Linked DNA regions of Homo sapiens: region 1 is linked to region 2. Evidence: chromatin contacts called from ENCODE Hi-C or POLR2A ChIA-PET data. All regions are on one chromosome and are shown on one strand. The core of a region is the stretch at or near the end of the contact, and the rest is flanking DNA. Distances in the headings are between cores, read along the strand shown. Region 1 overlaps LOC112268150 (a long non-coding RNA gene). Region 2 overlaps TMOD3 (tropomodulin 3).

The links. Hi-C counts contacts between places; a loop is a spot of excess contacts on that map. ChIA-PET counts read pairs that join two places held with the same protein, here RNA polymerase II (POLR2A). Pooled maps may share reads with other maps.
Region 1: a loop to region 2 is called in a map of endothelial cell of umbilical vein, with 12 times the contacts of the local background. The contact joins two enhancer-like sites. A Hi-C loop is called at or near these places in 2 of 168 maps with a recorded cell type or tissue (CD8-positive, alpha-beta T cell and endothelial cell of umbilical vein) and 3 of 50 pooled maps. POLR2A ChIA-PET finds 5 or more read pairs at or near these places in 1 of 52 experiments (GM10248).

The regions. Positions count from the first base shown.
Region 1 is chr15:52,092,352-52,095,883 of GRCh38, forward strand. The region is part of intron 1 of LOC112268150 (a long non-coding RNA gene); the gene reads right to left. It also overlaps the pseudogene RPS13P8. Among named protein-coding and RNA genes, the nearest start is that of BCL2L10, 19 kb to the right of the region's middle. RefSeq lists an enhancer at 1,076-1,609 and a silencer at 2,409-2,609. Within about 2 kb of position 1,285, at least 12 of the 41 ENCODE cell types and tissues checked have a DNase peak (open chromatin) inside an H3K27ac peak, as active enhancers do; they include endothelial cell of umbilical vein, where a contact is called at or near this core.
Region 2 is chr15:51,876,880-51,880,673 of GRCh38, forward strand. The region is part of intron 3 of TMOD3 (tropomodulin 3); the gene reads left to right. Among named protein-coding and RNA genes, the nearest start is that of TMOD3, 49 kb to the left of the region's middle. Within about 2 kb of position 2,357, at least 2 of the 41 ENCODE cell types and tissues checked have a DNase peak (open chromatin) inside an H3K27ac peak, as active enhancers do; they include endothelial cell of umbilical vein, where a contact is called at or near this core.

The sequences.
Region 1 (3,532 bases), core at 35-2,534, 210 kb after region 2:
CAGGCTGGAGTGCAGTGGTGCGATCTCGGCTCACTGCAAGCTCTGCCTCCCGGGTTCACGCCATTCTCCTGCCTCAGCCTCCTGAGTAGCTGGGTCTACAGGCATGTGCCACCACGCCTGGCTTTTTTTTTTTTTTTTTTTTTTTTTGTATTTTTAGTAGAGATGGGGTTTCACCATGTTAGCCAGGATGGTCTTGATCTTCTGACCTCGTGATCTGCCCACCTCGGCCTCCCAAAGTGCTGGATTACAGGCATGAGCCACCACACGCGGCCGCCCATCCCTAGTTTTAAAAGTCCTTCAGTTGGCTACACGTGGCCCATTCCTAGTTTTAAAAGTCCTTCAGGTGGCTGGGCCTGGTGGCTTACACCTGTAATCCCAGTACTCTGGGAGGCCGAGGCAGATGGATCACTTGAGGTCAGGAGCTCGAGACCAGTCTGGCCAATATGGTGAAACCCCACCTCTACTAAAAATACAAAAATTAGCCTCTACTAACAATAAAAATATTAGTTGTAGTGGCCTGCGCCTGTAGTCCCAGCTGCTCTGGAGGCCGAGGCAAGAGAATCGCTTGAACCCAGGAGGTGGAGGTTGCAGTGAGCAGAGGTTGCCGCCACTGCATTCCAGCCTGGGCAATAGAGCGAGACACCATCTGAAAAAAATAAAAAAAAGAAAAAGAAAAAGAAAAAAGAAAAAAATTCTAACGTGTATCAAGATTAAGAACCACAGTTCTAATGATGACCTGAGGAAATGTTTTTAAATTCACTCCTAAGTTGCCTTTAAATGCAACTCATAGGATACTTACTCAACAGCATGGAATCTAAGTTTTGGTCCCACTTCCAAGAGAGGGAGGCTAGGTGGAAGATGAAGACCCCACTTTGGAGGTAGGAACACAACAGAGAATCCAGGCTATACGAGGAAGTCAATTTCAGTGTTGCTACTAAATATAATCCTTAAGTCATGAGAGCAGTAGACTTCGTGGCCTTAGCATAGGGCGAAGAGTGGCAATGCAGGGCACGGATTTATTTTCTTCCTCCTGAAGAAAACAAAATGCTGGAAGAATTCCTCTTTATCATGTGTTCAGAGCACAAGTTAGCCTGTGACTCTTAAAAACAAACACATAAAACCAAACCTTCAAAACAATTGTGTTTAGCAGATGATAAGTGCAAACCAATGGTCCCTTCACAATCCCTTCCCTCTCTTTGGGCTGCTGGAACCACCCTGTATTAGTCTCGGAGGCAGAATGACTTTATGATTCATCAGATCTGCGCTTGATTTTTAAAAACACATTTTATGGGCAAGCATTAGGTCAGCAGAAACTTCCTTCCCACTTGGCATATTTCATAAATCAGACGCAGAAAACACTTGGAGGCAAGCCCATGCCGGATATTCAGGGCTGTGTCAGGAAGTCAAGGTCACTATCATTACATTCCAAGTCAAGAGCGATGGCCTCTATATGGTCTCAATTCTCAGGGAATGTCCTTACCTGAGGCACAGGATGGAAACTGGCTTTTAAGCAAAATGGAGTATCCCACCTCCCCAAAGGAGTCTACTTCTCCCTTCTGGCATGATGAGACCTGCCTGATGGTAGCCCCAGGACCCAGGATGGCTAACATTTCGCAGGCGCCATGTGCCAGGCGGTGTTCTAAGTGCTTTGTGCATTCCTCACCCCTGAGGTATTTGGGTGAACCACACTTGCTAACTTGCCAAATGCCACATCATGGTCAAATAAGAACCAGAATTCACAGTATAAGGCTCATGCTGGGACAGTACTAGGTTAAATATCCATGGAGAAAAAGGAAAGCTAGGAAATAGGTCAGGAGGGAGGCTGGGAGGCCATAGGAGGCGGAGGTGATGGTGCTGCCGGGTTGCCCACTCCTGGCTCCTCTCCTCCCCATCTGCCTGTCCCAGCTCATCTCAGCTGCTTGCCCTCTCATCCTTTCCTTGGAAAAACATCCCAGCTGTTGGGGCCTGGAATACTCCAGCATCAGCCACACCCCTCTGGCCTGATGTGTATGGCTGTGTCAATGTGCAGCAGGAGGCAAGTGGCTTCCACCCTGGTGCCAAGGTCTATGGAGCCAGCAGACTGGAGAGGACAGTCTGGCTGACAGAGGTGGCCTGCCTTGCAGCTGGAAGCACTTACGTAAGGATCGCAATGCAATGTGGCTGCTTTGCACAGCCTTGCCCCTCTGGACAAGTTTCCGAAGATTGCTAAAATGCAGTTCTGTGAAGTTAGTACTGCAGAGGAAGGTACCATCCAGATCTAGCTGTTCTGACTCAGGGATGCCTTCCTCAATTGGCCAGACTTGGAGAGTTACAGCCCGTACATCATAAGCATAGTCCTTCCACAAGCCATGCTCAAGGGGGTTGATGGACGAACCCAGCCCCCAAGGGAATGCTTAATTACATGGGGACTGTAGTGCTTTGGCTCTGGGTTCTTACTGACTACCGTCACCCACATTTTCAATTCCTTTGAGTTTCAAATATTACAAAAGGCATGGTTTAGAAACGTGACACTGTTAGCTACCTGAGCAGAACTTGGAACAGCAGCTGGATGGCAAACAGTGCCAGATGGAGGCCTTAGGGTGAGAAGCAGCTGAGTGATGAGGGTTAGAAGCAGCACCATTTGGCTGTGTAAGAGGCAGAGGGAGGATGGAGCGCAGCTGACCTCTGACCTAGTCTAGGATGGCTGCCCTGCCCTTCAGCTGTGGTGTTGGCAAGAGAGGGTGGGTGGCCGTGTGGTGTCAGGAAAGCCAAGTGGCCAGAAGTCACCCGTCCTCTCTATTTTAAAGGCACAGGTGTTTCTTCTCCAGGTCTTGCCTGGTGAGTCCTTTCCCTTTCTCCTTGAGAATCCTGAGGTTTCAACATGGGAGGAGGTGAAACCCTCCTACATTGCAGGTGGGAACATTTAATAACGTGGCCACACTTCACTGCCTGACTGCCGCCATCATGGGTCGCATGCATGCTCCTGGGAAGGGCCCGTCCCGGTTGGCTTTGCCCTATCGCCACAGCATCCCCACTTGGCTGAAGTTGACATCTGATGACGTGAAGGAGCAGATTTACTAAGTGGCCAAGAAGGGCCTGACTCCTTCACAAATTGGTGTGATCCTGAGAGACTGACATAGTGTTGCACAAGTACGTTTTGTGACAGGCAATAAAATCTTAAGAAATCTTAAGTCTAAGGGACTTGCTCCTGATCTCCCTGAAGATCTCTACCATTTAATTAAGAAAGCAGTTGCTGTTCAAAAGCATCTTGAGAGGAACAGAAAGGATAAGAATGCTAAATTCCATCTGATTCTGATAGAGAGCTGGATTCACCACTTGGCTCGATATTACAAGACCAAGCGAGTCCTCCCTCCCAATTGGAAATATGAATCATCTACAGCCTCTGCCCTGGTAGCATAAATTTGTCTATGTACTCAAGCAATAAAATGATTGCTTAACAACAACAAAAAAACCCAATAACGTAGCCACTGTGAAAAACAGGTTAGTAGTTTCTCAAAACATTAAACAGAGTTACCATGTGACTCAGCAATTC
Region 2 (3,794 bases), core at 1,107-3,606:
GTGAGACCGTGCCTCTACTAAAAATGAAAAAAAGTTAGCTGGATGCGGTGGTGTGTGCCTGTAGTTCCAGTTACTCCGGAGGCTGAGGTGGGAGGATGGCTTGAGCCTACGAGTTCATTGCTGCAGTGATCCATGCTCATGCCACTGCACTCCACCCTTGGCATCAGAGCGAGACTCTGTCTCAAAAAAAATAAAGAAAAAGTCTTCTATGCCTCTACTTCACTTTTTGAACATATGTAATATAATTATAGTAATTTTTAATGTCCTTACTTGCCAATTTTATCATCTATCATTGTTAAGTCAATTTTGATAGACCGATTTTTTTTCTTCTTCTGGATCAAATTTTCCTGTTTCTTTGCATGTTTGTAATTGTTTATTGGGTATCAAACATATTAACTTTCCAGTGCTGGATGTATTGATATACCTATAAATATTCTTGAGTTTCATTCTGGGGTGCAGTTAAGTTACTTGGAAACAGTTTGATTCTTTGGAGTCTTGCTTTTAAGATTTGTTAGGTGGGCCAGGCACGGTGGCTCACGCCTGTAATCCCAACATTTTGGGAGGCCGAGGCAGGTGGATCACGAGGTCAGCAGTTCGATACCAGCCTGACCAACATGGTGAAACCCCATCTCTACTAAAAATACAAAAAAATTAGCTGGGTGTGGTGGCGGGCGCCTGTAATCCCAGCTACTAGGGAGGCTGAGACAGGAGAATCTCTTGAAACCGGAAGACGGAGGTTGCAGTGAGCCGAGATTGCACCACTGCACTCTAGCCTGGGCAACGAGAGCAAAACTCTGTCTTAAAAAAAAAAAAAAAAGATGTGTTAGGTGGGACTAGAGCAGTGTTCAGTCTAGGGCTAATTATTTCCCCAATACTGAGGCAAGACCCTTCTGAGTTCCCTACCCAATTGTGAGCCTTGTGAATTGTGAGCTTTTCCAGTCTGGCTGGTGGGAACAGGTTCTATTCCCAGCTCTGCATGAACATGGGCATTATTACCTCTAAGCTTTCAGAAGTTTTTTTTTTTCCCTTGGCTCAAGGTAGTTCCTCACATACATGTACCAGTCGGTGCTATGCTGAACACTCAGTGTGACCCTCTGCACAACTCCTGGGCTCCCTCTCTGTGCAGTTCCCTCCTTTCTGGTTCCCTATCCTTCAAACACTGGCTGCCTTGGTTTTTCTGGACCTCAGCTGTGTCTGCAGCTCAGCATTCACCAGGCTCTGCCTGAATTTCTGCTCCCTGATCTGCAGCCTGGAACCTTTCTCCAGACAATAAGCTAGGTAATCACAGGGCTCACCTCTGTTTTTCCCATATCATAGGGATCACTGTCCTTTGTTGCCTGATGGCCAGTGTCTTGAAAACTGTTGTTTCTGGCCAGGTATGGTAACTCATGCCTGTAATCCAAGCCCTTTGGGAGGCTGAGGCAGGAGGATTGCTTGAGGCCAAAGAGTTCAAGACCAACCTGGCCAACATAACAAGAACCATCTCTTTAAAATATATGTGTGTGTGTGTGTGTGTGTGTGTGTGTGTAAAACTTGTTTCATATATTTTGTCCATTTTAATTGTTTCAGGCATGTGGGTAAATTCTGTCCTTATTACCCCATCTTGACATAGGAACCTCCAGAATAGGATTCAGTTGCTGTTCTATTTCCCTGTTAAAGTATTAACTCCCAAAAGTGAAGGATCTCTTGTTTTGTTTTCCTTATGGTGTCTTTCTAGTTCATTGTCTAGTATATACAAACTCACTAAACATTTGTTAACTAAGCATTTATTGGTGACCATGTTGCAGCATCAAGCAGGTGTTGTGTGTATCATTGGATCAAAACAAAAATGTCTTTCTAGGCTGTGTCCCCTCATTCTTTAGTTTGATTGGTTTGAGGTTTTTGTGCTGCTTGTCAAACAACATATCACAAAGCCTCTTGGAGATTATAGTGGAGTAGTGTCCTTCAATCTTTTCTGGAACAAGGCAGTTTATAAACAAACAGTAAAGTTAGCTAGGGCCTTTCAACTCTGTAGGAATGAAGTAACCAAGAGCCACCTCTGTTTCTTGTTATTATATTTTTTATATACTCAGCAAGGGTGGGAGCTATGACTAAGATAATTCTTAACATTTGTTGCAGCTGTAACTTGGTATCAGAGCAAAAGAGATAAGGACTAGTAAAGAAAGGTCCTGGCAATGGAATTGTTAACATGGATCACAGTATTTCTTACTGATTTTGTGACAATAACAAGGATCTTGGCACAGGATATTTCTTTTTTCTTGGAACACACATGAGTTTGGATAAGTGCCATACATTTAAATTACTGTTATATGAATTCTTATCTCAATGTCTTCCATTTCCTTAGCTGCTGTTTTGTAGTTGCAGAAACATTGCTAAACTGTTTCAACGCTCTTAGCAACCAAGGTTCAGCCTTATTTTTGTTTGTTTTGTGTAACTTGGGGGTGGGGGATGTATCATTTCATACTTATCTGAGAGTTTTTTTTTTCTGATCTCATCATTGTTTATTTTTATAGTTTCCTACTAGGTAAAGAATTATAATTTCAGTTTTTAAAAATTTGAGTTTTGGATTTTGCTATCTTAAATAAGGAAATTACAGTCATTTAGATAGAATGCTATCTACTGAAAGGTAAAAATGTTTTCTTAGACATTATGTTATTTTAAAAAATGGAAGTAGTAAAAGTCATAAATCTGGATTTTTTTATTTTTGACCATATTTCAAGCAGAAGAAAAAATTAGATCAACTCAGGATAACTCATCTTCATCTTTTAGGGACTGATATTATACAGATTAGTGGTTACCAACCTAAATGAGTAAGAATTAGAATCACCTTTGGAGCTTTTTCAAAAATACTCATGACTAACCAGTCTTCATTTTCTGAGTTTAAGGAACACTGACAGAGATACTTGGGACTATGTGGTCTTTAGTCTTCCTAGGTTGCTAGTTTGTTTTGGCAATCTCTTTCTCTCTCTCTGTCTTTCACACACACACACACACACACACACACACACACGAAGAAGAAATTCTAGGAGCAACAAGAATAAGGAATTAATGTGTGTCTATTATGTTTCTCATCCTGCAAGACATTGAGAGCACAAACCAAACTAACCATTATAAGGGAGATCTATTGAATTTATCAACATCTCATAGTCACTAAGATTTTAAAATCTAATTGATATTGATATAAGACTAATTTAAATTAATACATGTTTAGAAAGGTATTTTATGTCATATGAAATTATTCCAGCAGTTTGCTAGTTAGATGTTTCTCGGGAAACAGCTGATTTTGATTAAGAAGTACAAATATACTGTATCTGGCTCAATTTGTCTCAGAAAATTATCTTTTTTTAATCTTCACATTTCAGGGAACCAAATATAAATTTACTGAAGACCAAAAAACCCATACTAATAAGTCAGCTCCTTAGTGGTTTTTGTAAACATCTTTATTAGTAAAGGTGATATAATTCCCATATCATAAAATTTATCAATTTAAGGCATATAATTCAATATTCATTACTACATTGATAGAATTATGCAACCATCACCACAGTCTTAAGTTTAGAACATTTTTGGAACCCCAGAAAGAAACCCTGTGCACGTTAGCAGTAAGCCTTCATCCCCATTCCATTCCCTAGCCCTTGACAACCACTAAGCAACTTTCTTTCTGGATTTGCCTAGTCTGGATATTTCTTATAAACAGAATCATACAATATGTATTTATGGCTGACTTCTTTCACTTAGCATAAGGTTTTGGAGTTTCATCTTGTTACAGTGTGTGTCAATACTTCATTCTTTTT